Linked DNA regions of Mus musculus: regions 1 and 2 are each linked to region 3. The links are chromatin loops, found by intact Hi-C in ENCODE. Cell type or tissue: left cerebral cortex. All regions are shown on one strand.

The links. Hi-C counts contacts between places; a loop is a spot of excess contacts. Peaks named below come from ENCODE experiments on the same cell type or tissue, not always from the same donor. Only the 100,000 strongest peaks of a DNase experiment are listed, where the experiment ranks them.
Region 1: a loop joins it to region 3, with 3 times the contacts of the local background. A loop is called at or near these places in 5 of 42 quality-filtered maps.
Region 2: a loop joins it to region 3, with 12 times the contacts of the local background. A loop is called at or near these places in 17 of 42 quality-filtered maps.

What each region holds. Positions count from the first base shown.
Region 1 is chr2:79,770,469-79,778,468 of GRCm38, reverse strand. The region is part of intron 4 of Ppp1r1c (protein phosphatase 1, regulatory inhibitor subunit 1C); the gene reads right to left. Among named protein-coding and RNA genes, the nearest start is that of Ppp1r1c, 67 kb to the right of the region's middle. In left cerebral cortex, CTCF peaks have their summits at 473 (motif pointing right) and 3,808 (motif pointing right); a DNase peak (open chromatin) is centred at 3,810.
Region 2 is chr2:79,496,124-79,504,123 of GRCm38, reverse strand. No RefSeq gene overlaps it. Among named protein-coding and RNA genes, the nearest start is that of Neurod1, 43 kb to the right of the region's middle. In left cerebral cortex, a CTCF peak has its summit at 4,633 (motif pointing right); a DNase peak (open chromatin) is centred at 4,636.
Region 3 is chr2:78,044,912-78,052,911 of GRCm38, reverse strand. It overlaps Gm52519 (a long non-coding RNA gene), which reads left to right and starts at 928. Exons shown (of 3, transcript XR_003953861.1): 1 at 928-1,232; 2 at 1,532-1,831; 3 at 5,012-5,201. It overlaps 4930440I19Rik (RIKEN cDNA 4930440I19 gene), which reads right to left and starts at 1,735. Exons shown (of 7, transcript NR_108098.1): 1 at 1,574-1,735. In left cerebral cortex, CTCF peaks have their summits at 3,478 (motif pointing left) and 4,394 (motif pointing left); DNase peaks (open chromatin) are centred at 3,487, 4,064, 4,307 and 4,592; H3K4me3 peaks cover 1,136 bases; H3K27ac peaks cover 991 bases.

The DNA.
Region 1 (8,000 bases), 1.7 Mb before region 3:
ACACATGAGTATATATTATAAATAGAGAACTAGGTAGCTTTATTTCCTGGAACAAAGAGAGGGCCAGGGCCAGGGAGAGGTACTAACCACTGTTTGTTGTATATTAGAATGAATCTTCTCTCGCTCTTCTTCATCCATCATCCCTGCCGTCTGATCGAGGCTCCCAGAATCTCAAGCATAATAGATGCTTTATATCCTGAGTATGTCCCTAATAGCAGCATCCAGACTTCACAAGAGGCTATCCAAATGGTTTATGCATTTTACAGAGCTGCATCATGTAACTCTGTACTATGATAGAGTGCACACTCTTGTCAAAAGAATTAGAAGGCCACACACATATTTACCTAAAACCCAACGTGTGTGTTTGCATTTGTGTGTGTGTGTGTGTGATACACTCAGCCACACCTTAATGAGCACTATGCACTATTAATTCTCACATTCCATTTTTTCCCAGTTTTGTAATGTGAACACTAGAGGGAGCCATAACCAGAAAGTACACACGTGCCTTTCATTTTCCTCAACTGCATACACTTAAGTGTTTCAAACCAAATTCTGGATCTAAAACCTTACAGTTTTGCTAAAAATTAAACAGGATCTAGAAATATAGTTTAAATAAAATGATCCATCAAAAGCCATAAGCCAAATAGAATTTTAGAGAACTCTTGTCAAGGATCTAGAAATATAGTTTAAATAAAATGATCCATCAAAAGCCATAAGCCAAATAGAATTTTAGAGAACTCTTGTCAATGTGCAGTATGACCCTAAAATGTTGTAGTAAGTGTCATCCACGTGTTGAAGGAGTACTGTGTAGATGCAGTTTGCACATCACCTCCTTACTGAACACTTGTGCTACCTCTTATGGCCATTGTGAAGACCTTCCCTTGCCTCTTCCATTCTCCAGTGGAATATATTCAGTATTTTTCATCAAATCATGAGAATTATATTAAATTATCTGAATTAAAGGAAATATAATTTATCCATATTCCTGACATATTAAACTTGTTTGGTATGTGTATAGTGTGTGTGTGTGTGTGTGTGTGTGTGTGTGTGTGTGTATTGGTCAGCTGGGCCACTGTTGAGGGAGGCCCAAGCTAGAACAGTATTAAGAATACAACAAGCTGTATTAAGGGTACTTTCTCAAGGATCAAGTGGGTATGACAGGCAGGTGGATTACTGTCAAGCAGGAGCCATCAAGTCTTGCTTGGATGTAACAACAAACAAGGAGTAATTAAAACGATGTTGAGGATTTGGATCTGGGCACATGGAGAACAGTGGGAGCCTTCACAACACCTGGAAGACTCAACAGTTCTTTCATGGATTGAAAATGAAATCTTAGATGGCCAGACTTTGAGATGCAGTCAAATGTTAAGCAGGTTTATTGAGCAAGCGCGCGCACACACACACACACACACACACACACACACACACACTGAGACTGAACATCAGGAATTAGTCATAAGCAGAATAAGAAAATCGGCAAAGAGTCTGGAGAGCTGGCTCAGTAGTTAAGAGTGTATATTGCTTCTCCAGAGAGCCAAGTTCAGTTCCTAGCATGCATGTCATGTGATTCCAGCGGCAGAGGGGTTGGGATCATCTGCAGGGACTACCTGGGCACCTAGGTTTCAGATTTTAAGCCTCCTGAAGTATAAGGAAAAAAAAGTTGCCTTTTAAGTCCTGGGTTGGTGACAATTCTCAATGCAACCCTAGGAAGCTCATACCAAGTTTTCATTTTTTGTAGATGAATCATAAATATCAGGGCAGTGAAACCAGACAGGGCATCCAACAGCATTCTCAAGGTCAGAGAATTAAATGGTGCTGGAACTCAAACAGAGATTGTCCGGCTTTAGCTTTTTAGACTTAGCCCCTACCTATACTGTCTCTATTATGATTTCTTTTAATTGCCTGATAATAAAGAGTGACATAACACGTGTTGGGGAACTAGAGAGCACCAAGGCACCTTGTCCCTCTAAACACATACAATGTCAAGTTCAAACCACTTCGATAATAAAACCACGGTGTATTATCTTGATAAAACCTAATATAACAAAACCAACGTTTTCTCTCTAAGTAGCAACAGAGAGCTAACAGAGACACGGGTCTATTTGGAATAATTCTGTGGGAGATACTGTTTATCCATCTTCTTTTATGGTTTTATTTAAGGGTTGGGGCCTGATAATTCTTGTGGAGAGCCGTGAGCAATCGCCATTACAAGATGGCGCTGGCTTCCTCAGTGCCTAACTAGTAAACAAGCAATGTGCGCAGGTGCTGAGGTAAATTCGTGCCAAGTCACTGCCCATCTCAGGACGTAGCAGTAGGGTGATGAGTGAGCAGCTAATCAGGAGCTGACACGTCACAAGGAGGGGTACCTAAGCAGCTCCTTTTTCCGGGATCGGGGTCTTCCTGAGAAGTAAGCAATAAAGCTTTGCCGTAGAAGGATCTGGTTGTCCGAGTGTGTTTTGCTGGCGAAACGTTACAAGGACAAATTCTGCATGTAGGGGTTACTCTAATTTGAATCTTTTAATTTTCAAGATTGATTTTTATGTGTATGGGTGTTGTATCTGCATTTGTATCTGTGCACAACATGTGTGCCGCGCCTGCAGAAGCTGGAATGCATTGGAGTCCCTAGAACTGAAGTTGCAGAAGGCTGTGAACTGCCCCATGGGTCTTGGGAATCAAACCCAGGTCCTATGGAAAAGCACCAGTGTTCTTTGTTTGTTTTGTTTTTTGTTTTTTGTTTTTTGAGACAGGGTTTCTCTGTATAGCCCTGGCTGTCCTGGAACTCACTTTGTAGACCAGGCTGGTCTCGAACTCAGAAGTCTGCCTGCCTCTGCCTCCCGAGTGCTGTGATTAAAGGTGTGCGACACCACCGCCTGGCTTCAGTGTTCTCGAGTCATGTCTCTAACACCCCACTCCCCAGATATTTTCTTTATACCAAAAATAAATAAATTTTGATTATGTAACGGGAGTAGTCACGTGCTGACTTTTTACAAGGAGTTTCTATGGGTGAGCGTGTTGCATGGCCATGCAGAGTGTTGGGCAGGAAATTAGCTTTCAGTCTGAGTCTCTGTGAAACCTAGTCTTCCCAGGAATGGTGGAAAGTGCAGTTAGCATGCCTATGCTGCTTGCCAGGTCTGCACTATTTTGTTAGTTCATTATGACTCCCTTTAAACTAGTTTCTCCTCGTTAAAGAAATAAATGAGAAACTTGGTTGGAGTTGGTGAGGGATATGTTGCTTAAAGATTACACATATTAGAACCGTCAAGGCTCAATTTTCTCTTACTCCATTCTCTTTTTGTGACCTTCGCAAGTGAAGACCACCATCATTGTCTTAAAGAAGAAATGAACAGGAAGTTAGTTAGTTTGAAAAAGACCATCCCAGGTTTGTGTGCTATTCCTTTGTACAGAATAAAGGTAGCTTCAGACTTGAGAATAATGCCCTAGTATGTGACAGTCCAGAGAGTTTCAAGGGTAAGAAGCTGATAGTGAAGCTGGCTTTGGTTAGGGTTAGTCAGGAAACAAACAAACAAACAAACAAAAACCATAAAAATAAATAACCTGCCTACCATGTCTAGACCCTGTTTGGGTTTTAGTTTCTAAGCAAAGCAATATCCAATCGGCATACAAAATAGTTGGAAGGTAAAAGATACAGAGAGAGTGTGTCTCACAATATAAGGACACCAAAACTAAAGAACTCCTTCTGCTGACTATTCATTTAGTGTAAGCCCATTTTGTGCTGAAAAGAATACATTTTGTTCTGATTTCTTAAGCACTACTTTCCAAGAGAACGTCTGAAATCTTAAGTACCAGCAGAGGGCGCTCTCCTCACAAGCTCTTCGTTCTTCACATGCTATGAGAACTTTGTGTAAAACCCTTCAGGTCTCATTGCCAGTGAATAAAACACAGAGTCGTGGCCCCTTGTTCCTGGAGTGTTTATATAAGAGACCAAAACATTCCCGGGAGATCTGTTGGCCAATTACCAGGGTGCAGAGGAACAGTATTCATCCAGCACACACTGGAACACACACTGGAGAGGCTCCAAGGGATCTGCTCAAGTTAATGAGTAATTATGCAATTATGTGAAAATATACACACACAAACACACACATATGTATATATATATATATATATATATATATATATATATATATATATATATATGTGTGTGTGTGTGTGTATATATATATATATTTATAATAAGTATATATGCACACATATAGATACATATATAAACTCAGGGATCAGAAAGGATTAAAATACCTGTCTATAAACTAGGAATGTGTATACAAAAAGCAAAGACCTCCAAAGATTCAACAAAATTACTTCATCCTAGTAAAATGAAAGTACACTTTTAGAGTTGACAACAGGCTCTGCAATATTTCCTTTTCCAATATTTCTAAAACTAAATTCAATCTATCGATAATTAAAACTGATGCTCATTAAAATCAAAACTTTTAGAGCTTTCTCCCTGTCAGCTTTGAGATCTGGGAACATGTATCTTAATTTTTAAAAAGTCACATAAGAACTTGAAACGTCCTGATACTCTAAAGCAGGCAGCCTGGGCCTGGAAAGGGGGATCAACCAATAAAATGATTGCCACACAAACGTAAGGATCTGAATTTCATTCTGAAAGACACACAAAAATATCCAGGAGTGGTGTACATGCCTGTAATCCCAGTGTTGAGGAGGAAGAGACAAGCTCGTTAGCTAGCTACTCTAGTTTCATCAGTAAGCCCCAGGCTAATAAGAAAATAAGGTACACAGAGACCTGATGGAGAAATACATTCTTAAGTTCATAGGTACACACACACACACACACACACACACACACACACACACGCACACACACTCACGCACAGTGGTATAATGTAAAGTCTACACTATCTAAACCTTGAAGCATTGCCTGACTTCAGTTGTTGTTGTTGTTGTTGTTGTTGTTGTTGTTGCAGCCATGAAATTTAATCTAGTTCTTACACACATAGGTTTCATTTCTGGCTTGACTTCAACTTAGAAGATTTTCTTAAGTTTACATTACGTCTAGGAAACAAAGCTCACATGTTAGGGCTTGAATCTGAAGCACCCCCCACAGGTTTACACGTTTAAACACTTGATTCCCAGCTGGTATTGATACTTTGGAAGGTGGCAGAATCTTTGGCTTGTGAGACCTGGCTGTCGGACACTAGGAGTGGGCTTAGAGGTTGTAGCTCAGTCCTGGTTTTGGTTCAGTATGTCCTTCCTTCCTTTCTTCCTCCCTCCCTCCCTCCCTCCCTCCCTCCCTCCCTCCCTCCCTCCCTCCCTCCCTCCCTCCCTCCCTCTCTCCCTTCCTTCCTTCCTGTCTATCTGTCAGTCTGTGTGCCACAGCAATAAGACCATCTGCAGCCAGTTCCTGCTATCATGGACAGAACCAGTCCGGCTGCCAGGTCTTGCTTGCTGAAGTGCATGGTACCCTCGAAACTACAAGCCACTAAGTTGTTTTTGCAAGGTATTTGGTCCTAACAATGAAAAAAAAATAACTAATATAGCAAGTAATTATGGAAGATTAATTAAATCATAACTAAAGGACCCTTTCTCTGCCACCTTTTAAGAAAATCCAAGAGAAAAGTGGTTTTTTGTTGTTTTCACAATTTTTTAGAATGAATAGCATTGGTACAAAGGAATCTATAGACATCCACTTTTTCTAATAGGCTAAGAACATTTGCCAAATGAATCTCTCTCCCACATCTCTTCATGTTAGTATTTACAGGTGTGTTTTTAAAGACCCGAGTTACCTAATAGCAGGGGAGGAAATGGAACGTTGAAGAAAATATCATAAGCAAGATGCTACAGGCACACAGAATTGTGAAAGATCAATAGAGAAATATTTTGAAAGAAATATTTCACAAGTGCTAATTAATTTATTGTGTAGAGGGGCAATTACCTAAGGGAATAGTGTTAGGACTAGAAGATGTGAGGTGACCTTATTAAACATCAGGACTCGAAGCATGAAAGAAAATCCGTGTTGGAAATTACAGATCCAAGATCCCTTCCTTCCAATTCCTTGCCGTGATTTTTACATATTGTGTGTTCAATAACATCAAAGGCATTAATAGGTACTATTATGATTTTGAGAGAAAAATTCAAAGCTGTGAGTGGTGGCATGTGCCTGAAACCCCAGCACTAGGGAAGCCATGACAGGAGGATAGCAAGTGCAACCTCGCTCTATAGCCAAGCTAGTCTTGGTAGGATGTAAATCAGTCAAGAAGAAAAGAACAGGGGAAAGATGGGAGGGAGGCACAAAAGAGAAGGGGGGGATATGATGTAAACAAATAGAAGGGGAAGGGACCTCTTATTCTGTTTTATCCTAGATCAAAATCCGTGATTTCTAGAAATTTTGGAGATGCTGGAAACTTTCTCCAAAGATTCACACCAATTCCCACAGAGGTAGACTTTGCAAGTCAAATAGCAATATAACAAATAATATAAATTAGAAACCTAAATTCATCTAAAAATGAAGTATGTTTTAAATTAAATTACAAAACATTGTGGCTGGGTATTTTGTTGTTGTTGTTGTCTATTCAAAAATGCTATTTTAATAAAATGTAACCACTATCCTGTTGTAATGTTCAAGACATGAAATATGTTTATTTTTCTAAGAACTGCTAGAAACTGAGACAAAACCCAGAATTTCTTTGTCACTAAATGAGCCTCAAAGGAAAACCTCTTGCATATTTGAAGCAGGGTGCCCAGACTGTGGTGTTTCACAGGCCTAATAGGTAACAAGAATTTAAAGCTGGGCGACATACTTTCCCCAGATGTGATGGCACAGAGCAGTTATTGTTGCTATACTAACTACGTTCTAGAGTACCTCATAAGAAAACCTAGCAATGTGGTTGTGTGTGGCAATAATAGTGGTTTAACTTGGCTGAAGATCCCCCCACTCTCAATGAAAAGCCATCTATGGCTTCAAGACTAATCCCTTGACAGTGCAAACCAGATGAACTTCTTTGTAAGGATCTTGATGTATCCACTCCTTCCTTTAAACTTCAGAGTGTTTAAGGAAAACTTCTGTGTGAAGGAAGTAAAGAAAAATGCAGGAAGATTTGGTGAGATTTTACCATGTTCCTGATGTCCCCAACCTGTTTAGAATACCAGGGTATGAACAGAACTGTAGGTGGCTTTTGCTTTCATTTCACATCTTAACCCAGTGTCTGCTGTAGAAGATCAAGAGAGGGTTGTGAAGCTTCCGGAAAGGCAGAACTCAAGGAGGGGCTGGAAGATGACTGGGAAGTTCAAAGTATGTCTTGCTTTTCTAGGGGGCCACAGTTTAGCTCCCAGTATCTATGAGGGGAAGCACACACACTGCACATGCACACACACACAAAGAAAATAAAAATCTCATTTAATAAAAGGAATGCAAGGACCTTGGAACTGTCTTTTATAGGAAGTTGGGCCACACATTGCATTTTAAAATCTGCAAAAGAAAAAAAAAAAGAAAGAGAAGAGAAGAGAAGAGAAGAGAAGAGAAGAGAGAGGGAGGGAAGAAAGGAGAGAGGGGAAGGAGGAGGGGGAGGGGGAAAGGGAGAGAGAAATTTCAAATATCTTGCTTTAAAAATATATAGTAAATAGTAAATATTGTGGATGCTTCTGCAAGTCTGGCCAGGTTTTCCTCACCAGACCCCGACTCTCACAGCTGCCCTGCTCATGTCCTGTTCTTTGTCCCCTAAACTGCCAGGGTCTGGGAGAACCAATAATCTTTCAAAAATTGTACATGAGGGCCGAGAAGGAGCTTTACTCCCAGAAAGAAAACGACAACAACCATTTCACGCTCTCAAAGACCTCTGTAACATTCTGGCTCCTGCTACATAGAAAGCCTAATTGTCTTTGAGTTGTTATCTCGGTGGAATATTTTGTTGAAAGTCAATGAAACCATTGAAGCTTGATTTTTGCAATGAGGTGGAACAATGCCACTCCAGAGTGGAGTACAAAGGCAGGCTTGGTTTACCTGCCAAGGGCAAACTAGTACA
Region 2 (8,000 bases), 1.5 Mb before region 3:
GCCCAGCTAAGTCTCCTTTTTAAATCCTTTACTCTGGGATGGCCTCATAACTCCTGCCAATACAGTGGTTCTCAACCTACCCAAAGTTGCAACATTTTAATAAAGTTCCTCATGTTGTGATGACCCCCAACTATAAAATTACTTTTCTTGCTACCTCTAACTGCAATTTTTCTACTGTTATGAACTGTAGTGTAAATATCTGTGTTTTCCAATGGTCTTACATGACCACTGTGAAAAGGTCTTTCAATACCCCCAAAGGGACCATGACCCATAGGCTGAAAAACACTGGGGTGATAGAATGTATCAAACAGGATGCCAAGCCCATTCTAGTCCCACATTTATTTTGCTACGCCACAGGATGACTCTGCTTTATTGCAGGCCACCACCCTGTTCTTTTAAAATGGCTATAATGAAATGTCCTAGAAGGACAATCAGAGAGGGTCTGTAGGGCTCTGAATGAAGCCTTCTTGACCTTTCCAGCCACATCATCAGAGACATGCACTAATAGTGATCAGAAAAGAATGCCATCCAGGCAACGTATAGACTCTTGAGCAATGGCCAGTTAATCTTAAGCTTTGCATTGTGGGATTTGTTACATAAGACTGCCTTATGAATTAGCATACACACCAATATTTCCAGCAATGCACTCAAACACTATCTCAAATGAGCATGCAGAGAATCTCAAGTGTGAAAAGAAACCACTGGAGCCCAGAGATTCTGATGCCTGTGAGTGTCAAACCCATCTGAATCTTTGTCACTTGCTGTTTCTATAATCTCGGGTAGCTCAAACCTTTCTTGAAGTTTAGGAGTTTGGTTATTTGCTACAGTATCTCACTCTGTAGCTCCTGCTGCCTTGAACCCACTATGATCTTTCATCAGCCTCCCAGTACTGGGCTTATATCAATTACGCATGCATTCAGTTTTTTAATATCCTAAATAAAGTGGGCAGTATGTATCAATCTTTCAGCATGCCTTTTCATGCAAATTAAGAGCTCAGTGCTAGTTATTATTACAGCAAATCTATCATGGGAGGGTTTGCTGAAAAAGATGGATTTTTATTTGCTTAAAAGTTAATACACACATCTTTATTCTGTAGTTATGAGAGGCAGTACAATTATCCCCAGATTTCCAGATGCGACTCCATTTTCTCTTGTTCCGATGGAGTAGGAATTTGTATTGGTTTACAGGGAGGAAAAAAAAACAGTATAGTTGTTTTGTATAACAGTGCCTGAGGCACAGGCTGTGTTGTGTTTCAACACCTGTATCTTTTCTCTTGAGCATACAGATAGATGTGGGCAAAGCTGTAAGATTAGTTTCTGACTGGTAAAACCTCTGACAAATAGTAAGCACTTGCAGTTCTGGGACCTATAGAAAACTGTTACCTCCAACATCACAGGTCATCGCCTTTTCTGCCTGTCTGGAGTAGACATGCTTTCAAGATGGCCCGTGGGATCTGCACGGGGAAGATCCATAAGTCAAAACCAGAGAGGCTTAACCAGTGCTCTGCAACATGACTGGGAAAGACTTACTATGTGTGATGTCGCTTGTGTCTCAGCATGTGCAAAATGATAGCATCGAGCATCATTAGAACGGACAGACTTTCAGTGGTAATCTGTGATATCCAGAAACACTATCTTGTTAGTTTTCCACCCCAGCCATGGATCTTTTCCAACAAAGGAATCTTACCTTTCATTTGATTCTTTAGCCCCTTCCTTACATCGGCGAGTTCTTTTTCCTTCCAATTTATTTCTATTGAGGCCACCAAATTAGGACCATCTTTCCTTAAGTGCCATAGAGTTTTCCAGCTCTTCTGTGAGCTTCTTCAGCTACACAGGAGAAACTTGCTCCTCCATTCCATTCTTACTGCTGTTTCCAAACACAAAGTCTAACCCCGAATCAGGGTCTCTGGGTGTCAGTAGTATCTAAGCCTCTTTAAAGTGATATATAATTTAGGATGATTAAAAATAAATTCTTTTTAGCATTAAAAACATCATTCATTAATTATATACAAAGAGCCCTGTGCTTTACACAAACAAAAACTTCAAACTTATAACAAACCTAGGCCAGGAGTATTGTTAGAATCTCCACTGTGTAGATGAGGAACCGAGAGTTAGAGAATTTGGCAACCTGGCTAAAGTCACACAAGAACTATAAAGTCTAAATCTAGACCTTATTATCTTCTTTTTACCTTCCATAGCTGCTCAACCTATGGCTGAAGGCATCTGTCTTATTATGTCATGCATAAAAATGTATGAAATGTATGCAAAAAGGCATTTGACACATTCCTTTTAGAAGCCACTGATTATAAGAAAGAAACCTTTTCACCTTTCAAAAAACTGATATTGGAAATTTAATCTAAGGACTCACACACAGGCAAGGCAAGCACTTTGCCAACTGAATTGGAGCCTTTTAAAATTTTAAATTTATTTTTCGTGTGTGTGTGTGTGTGTGTGTGTGTGTGTGTGTATTTCACACAATAGACCTGAACTGGTGAACAGTATTCAATTACATGGAAAGCATTAGCCTAGAGCTATTAGTATTTTTTTTTCTGTTCTTGTTGAGGGACCGTTCTTGGTCCTTGGTCAGTTAGCAATGAAATATCCTGGTTCATCAATTCCAAGAAAGGAGCTGTAGAACCCTGGTGGTCACTTTGCCATTTTCAGTGTAACTTATCTACTAGATTTTGATCCAGTGGTGACAATATTCTATGATTTGTCCATTGGAAAGCCCCCCCCCCTCTGCAAAGTTACCTCTTTGACAGCAATAATTTCATGTATCATTTAAAAAGACATTTCAGAAAATGTCCTCATAAGGTGCGAAGGCACCAAGTGCTTACTAATGCCAGGCATGGAACTGATGAGTCTGTACAACTTCTTTGGTCATGCCCAGTAACCATGTAACTGGAAATTTTTTGTCTCTACTTTTAAAAATGAGGAAATCAAAACAAAAACACTAAGCTCAGATCTGAATATTTACTTTCATATGCAGGGAATATTTCTATATTGCTTGTGGTTGCGGTGGCTATTTGTGAACTCACTTGAGAAATCAATGTATAGTTACTTGGTCTTCAAGGAGCAAAAGTTTTCCTAGAATAAGAAACACTCAACTCAATTTTAACAAACGACAAAATGAGTTCATAAGCAAAGTAGTGATGGCATCTAATCACTTAAAACACAGTTTTCACTAGAGCATGTAAAATGTTAAGACTAGTGTAGTGATCTCCATAAATTATGAGCAGTCTAAAAAAATCCAATAAAGGGAAACTTTATAAAAAGGTCTTTGCTCCGAAGACTAAGACTAACTATAAGAAACAGGTCAAAAGATCAAGAGCTGCTGAGTTACAGACATAAGATCAGAGTCCTGTGAATCTTCAGACTATAGCATGTTGTCAAGAGGGAGGCAGGATGACCAGGTGCAGGTAGAGTCAGCCCAGAATGCCCAGTGTGCTAGTGTACGCTGGTACAGCATATCATTGTGCTGGGGAAGGCCCCACAAGGGCCAGCGTGACCTCCATATGATAACATTCTCTGATCACCATTGAACATGTGCTGACTGTCATCAAGAATAAGTGGGAAGCATAAAATAACGACTGCTTGAACAGTGTGAAATATGTTTCTGTCCCTTTTTTAGTGTTCTAAGCATGTGTTGTTTGCTCCATCTGCAGAGACTATGGCTTTTCATCTCTTGACTTGATTCAGAACAGACTGTGATGAGGCAAGGGCAGTTCCTCTAGTTGTGCAAATAGCAGTCTTTTGGAATTCCGGCCTCTTGAAGGTTCCTACTCTCTCAAATCTCTAGACATTCATTCTGAATTCTACATGGCGGGGAATTGTCCCAGGTTGTCTGCTGCCCTCAACTTCAGTCCTTCTGCTGAGGTTATTAGGTTGCCTTTGACTGAGGCTTAATTTCAGGACTGGGCCACAAGGGAGGCCTTCCATCTAAGAAGCAGGGGGAAGATTTCATCAAGATAGTAAATTCTAAAGAGATAATTTGGGGGTTAGAACTTACCTATCTGGATTCAGCATATGAGACCATAGCCAAATGATCGTGTTCCTAAAGTGTTATTTTCCTCGTGTGGCTAGCCCTTGGTGTAATAGTGATTTCTTATTCACAGCCTTTCAGTCTTCAGGTCGAGCTTGGATACATTTATGAGATTACATCTTCTAAGCCAAAGTTTCGAGTGACTTCTTTTCTAACGTTTATATTCCAGCATTTGAAAATCACGAGTTAGATTCTCCCTGGCTCCTATTTAAACCAGAGCAAAACTCCTGCAAGCAAAGCCAGAAGGTGCATAGAGGATGAGCAAGAAGGCAGAAACCCTGCAGCCACACTGCCTTAATTTCCTCTTGCAGTTTTTTTTTTTTTTCCCCAAGACCAAAACCTGTTTTTCAGAGTGCAGACACTAAACTAGAATGATTATTTTGAAGGCAAATCTGCTTCCATTTTTTTTCCTGTTTTCTGTGTTAAGATTCAGTTCTTGTGAGACAAAGGCTCGGTTCGCACAACTTGACTTTGGAGAAACACTGCTCTCAGCTTAATGACTGAACAAGATGGAGTCAGAGTTGCTGGATGGAAAGTTCCAGTGTAAACCGCACAGTCAGCTTGGCTTAGGAGGCTTTGCCAAACTGTCCCGAAGATGGCGCCACGTGCTCAGCTTTAGAAAAGCCCGCATCTTTCAGGCTGGTGTGTGAAATCGCCAAGCTCAGAAAAGGAACACAGATCTGCAGGGACTGTGGCTTAGAAATAATATTCCTCGTTTAAAGTGTGAAGATTAAACAAATTCACCTAAGGAATAATATATGATTGGATTATGTCTCTATTTTTTTTTCATTTGGTGGACAGTGCAGAAGAAGAAAATGCAGAAAAAAAATTCTTCTTTGAGTTAAATTGATGCTGGGCTGGCTCCAAGAGACCCAAGACATCTCTGACCTTGTTATTCATGCTGGGTTCAGTGTCAGTGGCATGACCATGGATCAAGTGGAGTGAGCCAGAATGAAATGATGAATGAAATCTTCAGTCTTCTAACCTCTCCCATCATGATGCCACATCCAGTCAACCTAAATATCTCCGGTGTGTCCACACCTTTCCATTACCATAGTGACTAGTGCTGCTGCCTGCCCCCTGGACCACTACCGGATGGTGATAACTGCTCCACTTATGCAGCATCCTTCTCTCCAAGGGCTCTCCAGTCTCCATCAAGAGTGATCTTCCAGAAATATAGACCTGATCATTCATTCATCTCCCTGTTGGTCATCCCTGGCTCTCCAGTACTTTCAGGTAGATCCAAACTCTTAAGTAACCTACAACACCTTTTGCAATATACCTGCTCCCCGTTTCCTAAGCTTCAAATTGCCACCCCATTCCTCTTGTTCTCTCCCTTAATCATGAACCTGCTTGTCAACCCCTAGTGTGTTTTAACGCACCCGCCTCTGCTTTAGCAATAGCTGCAGCTCACGGCTGTCCTAGTGACAGACAGTACCTAGTCTCTATTTACCCTGCTCATGGGTGTGATTCCATCTCAACATGAACATTGTTCCACTCTGTAAAACCCCTAGAGTGTATTAGATCCCCAATCTGTGACTTCAAAGAACCCTGTACTTTCTTTTTTAAAATAATTATTCCAAATAATTACTTGCTATTTTTCTTCTGATATATCATAATTTCTATAGCAATTAGAAATGTTGTACACCTTTTTTTCCTAATTATAATTTTATTTATTTATTGTCTTAAAGTTTCTATCACAGAAATGAAACACCACGGCCAAAAGCAAGTTGGGAGGAAAGGGTTTATTGGACTTATACTTTTTTTCTAACGTTTATATTCCAGCATTTAAAAATCACATGAGTTAGATTCTCCCTGGCTCCTATTTAAACCAGAGGACAGGAAGTCAAACAGGACAGGAACCTGGAGGCAGAAGTTGATGCAGAGGCAACGGAGGGGTTCTGCTTACTGGCTTACTCCTCATGGCTTGCTCAGTCTGATTGCTTATAGAACCCAGGACCACCAGCCTAGGGATAGCACCACTCACCATGGCCTGGGCCAACCCAACCCTGCCCTCATGAATCACTAAGAAAATATCTTACACTGGGCTCTTATGGAGAGAGGCATTTTCTCATTGGAGGTTCCGATATCTCAGCCTGTGTCAAGTTGACAGAAGACTAGCCAGCACATCTTCTTATTTGTGTGTGGGCTTATGCTTGAGTGCTAGTCAGAGGTCATGTGCAAGTCAGAGATATTTTTGAGGGAATTTGTTTTCTCTTTCTACCCTGTAGGATCTAGAGATCAAACTTAGGTTATTCAGCTTGTGAGCAAATGCCTTTACCCACCAAGGCTTCTCACTGACCCACAATATTCTTTTTGTTGTTTTGTTTGTTTGCTTGCTTGCTTTTGATTTTCAAGACAGGGACTTAATCCTAGCTCAGGCTAGCGTAGCACTGACTAGATTGATCCAAAACTGTCTTTGACTTCAAAAAGCTGAGCTTACAGGTGTGGTCCAACATGTCTGGCTGCAATGTATGTACAATGACCTTGTATCACCTTGTTCCTGGAATTCTTCCTGCACATTTCCCACATCTCTCACTACAACCTCACTGCTCATGCCTCTAATTGCTTCCTCTAGCTTCTCCATGAACTTGCCAGCCACAGTCCTGCCCAAAGGCCTTTGCCTTGCTAAGTCTCATTAGAAAGCACCTCCTCCAGCCTTCTGCGTGATCCCACCCTCACCTGCTTCAAATTCTCTATCTGATTATCATTTTCTCAGTAGACTTTTCTTTCTGACCATCTCATCTAGATGTCTCTGTCAATTCCTATCACACTCCCTGCTTATATTTTCCTCCTTAGTTCTTAGGATATATAATATTATTTTTTTTACTATTATTGATCCCGGATGTTGTTCAGCAAAAACAGGGCAAAATCCTTCTTCATTGCAACACTGCTGTCTCTACAGTAGCACAGAGAAGTTCTGTGGAACTCTTATTCTACCCCCAGCCTGCTGACATCATAGACTTCTTCTATTGTTTATTTTATATTTTTGCAAGAATATCACTAAATCATTCTGACTAATAGCTGCAGAGAAATCACATACTCCTGGGAAGTGTTTTCTTTTCTTCACTAATTTCCTGTTTCTAGAGCTCATCTGTCTTTGGGGAGTGGGAGAGAAGGAAGGCTTGGAGAAATCAGAACTAAAAATAATTCTCCCATGAAAATTCCGAAGCATAAATTCCCGAGCATCTATGAATTTCTTTTGCTTCCAAAAATAGAATTTCCTGAAAACTAAGAGATTACTTGATTTGATGTCAAAGCTATGAGTTCTATTTAAAAAACCTCATCCCTTGGCCAGATCCTAGAGCTATGGTCTTTTAGTACTCGATCAAACACTCAGAAAGACTTGGACTCCCTAGTCATTTATGCCAAAGCTAGTGTGGTTGCCTCTCAGTACATTTAGCTGTATCATTTGGGTGGAAATGTGAGCCCTCCCAAGCCAAACCAGGCACACAGAGCCTCATCTCCTAATGTGGGGATGACAAAGAAGAATCGGACTAAACAACTGCAGATGGGAATGTAAGGCTCTGAAGCTGAAAGCCTACACTGTCAACACCAGGGAAAACAAGACTCAGTGCACAACGTGTAATGTTCACCCATGACTAATGACTTATCATAGATGTTTGGCTCAACTTTCATTTCCAGAGGTGTAAGATGACGAAGCAGACATCAAAATCCTTATTTTCAAAGGAGCATCCTCCTGCAACTATAATTACACACAATAACAACATGGATGTGTAAAATATTTTACAGGGAAAAGTTAAGAATTGCCATATATCAGGTGAAGTGAAAGTGAAATATTTATATTTAAATTTGTATTCTTTTTAACTAATACACAAGAAGATAAAATTTGTAGGCACTATTAAGTGTCACATGGTGTTTTGATACCTATATTTATTGTATAATTTTACATCAGGAAAACATCTCTATTATATCATATAATTATGAGTTATTTGTGG
Region 3 (8,000 bases):
TGATGTCGTACAGGTTCGTTTTGTGGCAACTTGACACAAGCTAGAGTCATCAGAGAGGAGGGAGCCTCAATTGAGAAATGCCTTCATAGTATCTGGCTGTAGACAAGTCTACGGAGCATTTTCTGATTTAGTGATTTCTGGGGAAGGGACAAGCCCACTATGGGTGGTGCCATCCCTGGGCTGGTGATCCTGGGCTGGTTCTATGAGAAAGCAGGCTGTGTATATAAAAGAGTAAAAGTACAGAGTTTCTCGTGTAGTCCTGGTTGTCCTGAAACTCTGTCTGGGGGTTTGGGGGGAGAGAAAGGAAGGGAGGGAGGGAGGAAGGGAGGAAGGGAGGAAGGAAAAGAAGAAAGAACAGAAAAATAAGGAAAAAGAAAAGAAAAAAGCAAGAAGAAAAGTTTATTGCTTATAATCACAAAATGACTTTAGTAGTAAGATGTATTCTAATTTGACAGATTTTTGAAGAAATGTCTATCAGAATTCACTACTCACTTTTTAATATTTAGAAGTTATAATTGTAGGAACAAAATATTCCCTTTTTGCCAAGGAAAAGAAACAACAGTGGTATGATACCTTTTTTGAATAAGCCACTGCTGTGCGTGGATATTCTTGTAACTACGCAGATTATCAACTATTCTGAGTGGAAAAGAAGTGGGGAATGTACAGGGATATATAATTCTGGCTAGTATGAGCAATGTAGTTAGTCATGACCCAGAAGGGGAAATCCGCCCTAGAAGGAGGAGAAAGAACATTTTAGACAATAAGCTTTTGAAGGACATACTAAGCTTTGGAAACTGTTACCTTGGAATAATGAAAGTCCTCTTAAACTCATAGGGTCATTGATTTTTCTCAAATTAATTTTATTAGAAATCTGAATTCTCACAAAGTCTGATGAAAATATTTACCAACATCATCCTTTATCTTCAGGGTTTCGTGCTGTGCTCTAATGGTAACCAGAAAATGGGATTCTGAGAACCGTTTTGACAAATAGCAGCTACATCACAAAGCATGAGTAAGCCACATTTCAAATGGAGGAGGGTTTAATGGCCTAATAACCAAGACGTGAGAGAAAGCAGCTAACAGGAAGACAGAAGTCACTCTTACGGTCGCAAGAACACAAACCAACATCTTCCAAAGCGAGAACTGTAAACGCTGAGAAGTCACGAAGTCATTCCATTCTATGAGGAACGGTGTCATGCACCCTTTGATTTAGTAACGAAGCTATGAAAAAGGTAGAACTGCTAACCGCATGTATCTGCAGTAGCTCCTTTTCTGTAATGGAGGATCCATTTTGAAAAGAGAGTGTTGGTAGATGTGAGATTTAAAAAACATTATTCATCCCTTTGTCACAGCAGGATGACTAAGCCTGCTGCCACCAAGAGTTGTCTCAGTATTCCCTGATGAAGGCTCTTTAATAGGATGAACTGAACACCACTACTTAGCTATTTTCACAAACCAACAAGAGAGCATAGGAGAGCCTCTGAGAAGCAAGGTTTTGCTTTGTATTGATTGAATATGTTTATGTTTGCAGACAGAAACGTACTGCTGCAGTGCCATAGGTGGAGAGACTCACCAATTAAGTGGCGAATTGACTCCAATACGGATCGGACGCCTCCGTTTCCCAGTCACGGGTGCTTGACAACACTCAGGATCTGTGCGTGCTCTTTTGAACCTAAACTAAATCCAAACAGAAATCCCAAAAGCTTGCACCTTCCTTAATACAGCTGGTTTGAGTGACATGAGGTCGCTCAACTTTGTCATAAACCCCCGCTGCCTTGGCCACGCCCACAGAAAAGAAGCCTCTGGAATCTAGGAAGTCGCGTGAGACAACGTGAGACACCATAGCCACTCCGTAGCTTTTGCTGTTCTCTATGACGTACCATTTAAAGGGGGGGGGGGGGGAGTCGGCAAGAATTTTGTAGGATAGGAGCATAAACTCAACAAATGAACCAAGTTAAACTGTCCATGGTTGGGCCCTAGCCAACTGTAATGTCAAACTGAAGGAGAAAGGCCCTTTGGCTCCCAATCCTTACTACACATTTCTTTCCTCCATCCTCTTTCTTTGGGCTTTCCAGCGCAAGCCTCTCAGTTTCCTTGGCTAATCTGCACTTATAGGGAAACTTGGTATGCTTTATGATGCAAGGGTTTAACAAGTTGCTTCTTACAGTAATATTTACATTTCAAGAAGTGATACTTGGACGAGCCTTGAGAGAGGACCAGAAGCTGGAGTTCCTGCGGGGTTGAACCCCGTCCGTGGGTGTCGAGAATTCAGCCTAGCATCATGTGTCCTTTCACACAACGGTTCAGCATATTTCATGTTTTATATGTTACAACTATGTTTCCTTCCAGGCTGCCTTTTTCTGTGGGAACATATATGGTTTTCTAGAACAAATATTTTTTAAAATTCGCATTCTAGGTTTCAAAACCTGGTTTAGTACAAAAAAAAAAAAAAAAAAAAAAAAATCTTTCCTTACAGAAAAATTTCAAACTCTGCTGAAAGACTTCAGGGTTGTCCAGGCAAACGTTTTCACTCTGCCTGATCAATATGAACAACTCCCCTCGCATCAGCACTAAGCTAAATGTTTTGCTGTCGTAGTAGCCTTTAAACTAGGGCATATAGCTGAAGGACCCCTGAGAGCATACAGCCAAAGGTATGGTCTTTGTACTTTAGAACAGAATAGTGTGGTTTCAGTCAGAATATCCCTCCAGGAAGTAGAAATATCTTCAATTTTGGGTTTGTGTTCTTAGCTTCAAGGGGAAAAAAAGGGGAAATAAAAGAAAAAGGGAGGAAGGAAGAAGTAGTTGGGGGAAGGGTGTGGGCACTTTCCATCATATGACAAACCCTGCCCATTGTTAATAACAGAACTGACCATGACAACATATTCTATCAAATTTATACTACGATATGAGACAGCAACCAGTTTCTCATTGAGGCCACATTGTCAGTGCATTTAACTCCAATGCATGTGGGTAAAATGGTCTCCAGAGCTTCCTGCCACTGGAATCACCTGGGAAGATTTAATCTCACCGATGCCCAGGGACTGCCTCTGTAGCCTCTGGGCATCAGAAGATGTCAACATTACTCCATGTGATTCCTGTGTGTGGGTACATTGCTCATCAAAGGACAGAAGACAGACATATTCCAGATACCTGTTTGAACTGGTTGACTGAGCCAGCTTCATTGGGTATTTAACCAATGTTCGCCTTTGTAGCTTCCCTACATCCCACATTCTGTGAAACGGAGGCAGAAGTGGCTCACAGTCTTACAGAGCAGCCTTCTGACCCATTAATCAGTAGGTTGTTCCCCTCTCTTTTTCCCTCTGTGGGCTCTGACTCATGCTGCAGTAGAGAAAAAGACAAACAGCCTAGTCAATAAATGACTACTGCTGTTGGATTGCCTTTCTTTGACTACAGTGAACAAGCCAGAAAGTGCCTTTCAGTAATACAGGAGCCGCTTAGGAACCAGGCTGCCACCTGGCGGCTTTCCTGAGCATTTCACTCTTCCTTCCAAAAGAAACGGGAATGACTAATCACAGCCTCCTCCTCATTTACACACTAGACACGGGCTCAAGGAGTCCTCTGCAATGGAGGCTGTGCTTCGAGGTGACACTCAGAATAAAACGGCAGAGGCAGCCCTTTCAAGAGGACAAGGAGGGCACACTGGCGTTCAAATACCCCACCCACCTGTTCACCTTTGAGGCTGTTCTTTGAGGGCTTTCAAGAGCGATGTCAGGTCAAACAGGAGGATAGGGATGGTTTGTGAAGAGCCCGAAGACCTTGTTTATGGTTTCTGAACATCAGGTCTACCTCGAAGCCTGGTGAAACTGCAGGTTGCAGTGGTCCAGCCCCAGAATTTCCAATTCAGGGGGCTTGGGAAGAATGTGAGGTTCTAAGGAATCTCAAATGATGCTGCTAGTCCAGAAATTGCACTTTGAAAGCCGCTGGATAAATCACCACTGATGAGTTAGCTGGCAATGGTCAGCAATCGGCTGAGGGCGTCAGCTTCCTTCGTCAGCACACAGGACTAGGAAGAAAAGGCATGCACGGGGCCTCTCACTCAGTTCAAAGATATTGTCTCTGTGGGGTCTCCCCTACATGTCCATGGAGAAGCGTAAGGGTATCAAAAATGTCAGGTAGAAATTGGCTAGGATCAGAAGTGGATAAAATGTCTCTTGGCTGTTTTGCCTAGAGTCCTCTGGGCTCTCTTGGGAAACATTGGGTAATCTTTTCCCTAAATACTACATCATCCCAATCCATTAGTTCAGCAGGAAGCAGACCTGCTTGACAAGCCAAAATAACATGCTGAGATGGATTTCAAAATGAAGATTTTATGGAGATATATACTATGACCGAAGAAAAACTAAGTCGTTTCCATTCTAATAGCGCCATCTAGTGGGAATTCGAGGATATTTGTTTTGCTCTATCTCAGTCAAAAATGGAAGTGGTTTACATATTTTGTGGCAACAAAGGGGTCCCTATCATTTGCTACTTTGGGTGTAAGACAGGAGAGCAGTAAGCAAAGCCAGAAGATTATGACTGTGTGAAAGAAGTTCTTTCAGCCACCCACATTTTCTACGAAATAAAGCCAAATCATCAGCTGAGGAACGTGGACAGACGTATGTTCACAAAGGCTTCTCACAAGTCACGTATCAAAAACAGTCAAAGCAGAGCAGTCACGTCACAGCACAAGGCATGGTGCTGGGTGTGTACAATACAGCTTCAAACCCCTAAGTACCACTAATCCATAATTAGATGAAGATACAGGGCCAGCTAACTCATATTCTGCATGAGTATACTAGTGATCAATGAACCGTACAGTTAGTTATACATGGTTGAATAAATCGAATTCTGTACTCTCTACTCTAGATTCCAGAAAAGGAAAACAGAAGGTGAAGGCAGAAATGCTAAGCCTAATTCTAAGAAGAAATCAAAAGGGGGATAATTGAGGATAGATAAAACAAAAATCCTATGTCCCTGGCCCATGAATGCTAACCAGAGAACTCTGTTGCAGATGATCTGATGGTTTAAATGTAACCATCTGTTGTAGTTAACCTTGACTGTCAACTCGATGGGATGGAGAATCATCACGGCATTTCTGTGGGGGAGTTTCTACATCAAGTTCACTGAAGTGGGGAGACCCACCCTAAACACAGGCAGCACCGTGACATGGGCTGGGGTGTAAAACTACATAAAAGGAAAGCCAACTAAACAGACAGCACTCATCCCTCTCTGCCTGGTACTGAGGATACACAGTGGCCAGCTAACCTATACTCCAGCCACCAACACCTCCTGCCCTGATGGACTAGACCCTCACACTGCAGCCCCAAATAAACCTTCTCTTAAGTTGCTCCTGTCATTTTTTTTCCCTGTAGCAACAAATAGAAGAGCTACCCTTCTGGCTGAGCCATGGGAACTTAGTAGAATGTTAATCAGAAATAATTTAAATTTTCTAATTACTTGATTGTTGAATTTGTGCTTTTCCATGCACAGCAGGCAGATGCGATGGGCATCTGATAATTTGTCAGATGGGTACCAATCTTATAGTCGTAGTCCAAGCATGTGACACGGGTGATGTAAGAGATCTGGCCTGCCCCTCTTCCTCTACTCCAAAAATCATGTAGTCTGGTTGCACAGTATGCATTTAGAATCTCTAATCAGAAAATCAGGAGTTTAAAACATCCCAAAAGCCTTTTTGTTTCTAAACATAGCCAACAAGATGCCAAAGGTAGTAGATTGAATGCTTGATCTATTACAGCAGGTGAAAATGCAGTTATGATGCGCACTAAATATGTGAAATTACCTTCAAGCCGTGTGTGTGTGTGTGTGTGTGTGTGTGTGTGTGTGTGTGTGTGTGCAATATAAACTAATTTTGTTTTTGAAAATGATTCTCATCTTTAAGATGCCTCATTGTATACATGCAGATAATCCCTAATCTGAAAAAAATAATCTGCAACTCTTCTAGTCTCAAGTGTGACAGCTAAAGGGAGAGTCAACTTCTGCTCCTATCTCCATCCTCAGCAAAAATTTAGTTCCCTTAGTCAGTGGAGGTGGAGTTGAGGGGAAAGGACAAAACAAGCATTTTACCTGACTTCTTTTTGTCCTAGAATCTTCTGTTGGCTGTTGTCATTGGTGTGCACAACACCAACTACCTGCAGTTTCCCTTCAGGTAGCAAGTGTCCAGAATATATCAGTTCAGAGGGCCCTGGATGATCTCACTTACATGGTAGACCCAACCGCAGCCATCTTCTCCCTACATCAACTTCCTCTGCTGGCTTCTTTCTATAGTTATCCCTGTAGCCACTGAACTGACTCTGGGGTAACAGATGGAGAGACAGTGAGGGCTTGAAACACTTGGTACATTCTTGGACTTCTGAGTACAGAGTAGACTGTTTAGCAGTTGACTTCTCCCTTTGTTATCCCTGTATAAACAACCACTGCTTTACTCATAGAGAAATTGACTTAGTAGACATACAGCTAGGAAATAACTCATTACTTTCTTTCTTAAGCCTTGGCAGTCTAATGGAAATATGACAGCCTATCACCCTGTGAGTCCCACATTCTCCCATTCTTCTTTTCATCTCCTCTTTACCCTACCCTAAATCTACCAAGTAGGAGAATAGAAACCTCACACTGAGGGCAGCAGGAAGTCAGGACTGTCATTAGCCTTGAAGGACAAGAATTACTTGGTGGAAGCTGGACCAAAGGCACAGTCGAGTTGGCGAGAGTGGGAGCTGACGCAGCAGAAGAGATGTAGTTCCTGTCACCAAAGCCACAATGAGGTAGAAACACATCACTGCCCTTGTGACCTCCAGTCTTCCTAATATTTTCTGTCGTGGACCCAAAGGAGCAGGGAGCTGACATGGAAAACCTAAAATGCCTGAAGTCTTTATCAACTCTATGGTACATGGGATGGAGAGTCAGCAGGGCTGGAGACAGATCCAGGTAGTGAGAACAGAAAACTGGGGGGGGGGGGGGGAGAAGAAGAAGAAGAGGAGGAGGAGGAGGAGGAGGGAGGGAGGGAGGGAGGGAGAGAGGGAGAGAGGGAGAGAGGGAAGAGAGAGAAACAGACAAACAAACAATGGCTGACAGTCTGCCCTTTGTGCCCTAAGCACTAGCCATCTGTGGTCTTTATCTTCATTCGGAGTGGAATGAAAAGAGACCAACATACTTGTTTGTTTTCACCTCTGTGTACTCATCTGGATGTTCAGCTCAGGGAGAAAAATACCATAAAATAAAAATTACAAGAGGTGATTATTGTAAAAGAAGAGCTTCACAAAAGTAGGGTAAACTTTAAAATGGAGTTGCCTGTGCTGGAGCTCCGCAGTAACAACTACAGCTAAGTTGTCTTTGACCTTCAGGAACAAGAGGTAGCAAGCACATTTTCTAAACTGGCCAATTTCAATTAACATGATAATGAACTTCCCTCTGCTTTAGTCTTCACCAAAAAAGAAAAGAAAAAATCAAAATGCCCTTGGGGAAGCCTGATTTTGACCAATCAATTATTTTCTCGGGGTTTTTTTTCACTTCCTGTCCCCGCCTTACAAGAGAAATAATTTTTAAATGACCAATTTGGTGTTTCTTGTCTGCCTTTTGTCTTCCAGCTTTGTCTCCATCTATAAAACTAACCTCTGCTAGACTCAGTGTAAAACTTACTCATTTATAGAATGAAGTATTGCCTGATTCTAGAATCTCAAAGCCAATCAAGGACTTTACATACATTGCAGTGTGTGTGTGTGTGTGTGTGTGTGTGTGTGTGTGTGTGTGTGTGTGTGATCTCTATCAACATCCTGACATATGAGATTTGGTACCCAGTTTTCTGCTGTGTTAATCATTTCTGATAGTCACTTGTCCCTACAGTTTGACACTAAACTATAACATATTTTTTAAATATGTACTGTTGATAAAATTTTACCTAGTCCATTATTTCCTATTCAACTGAGATTTAAATATGTGCAGGATTTTTTTAAATTGTATTTAAGAATGTATATGTAATTCTATAG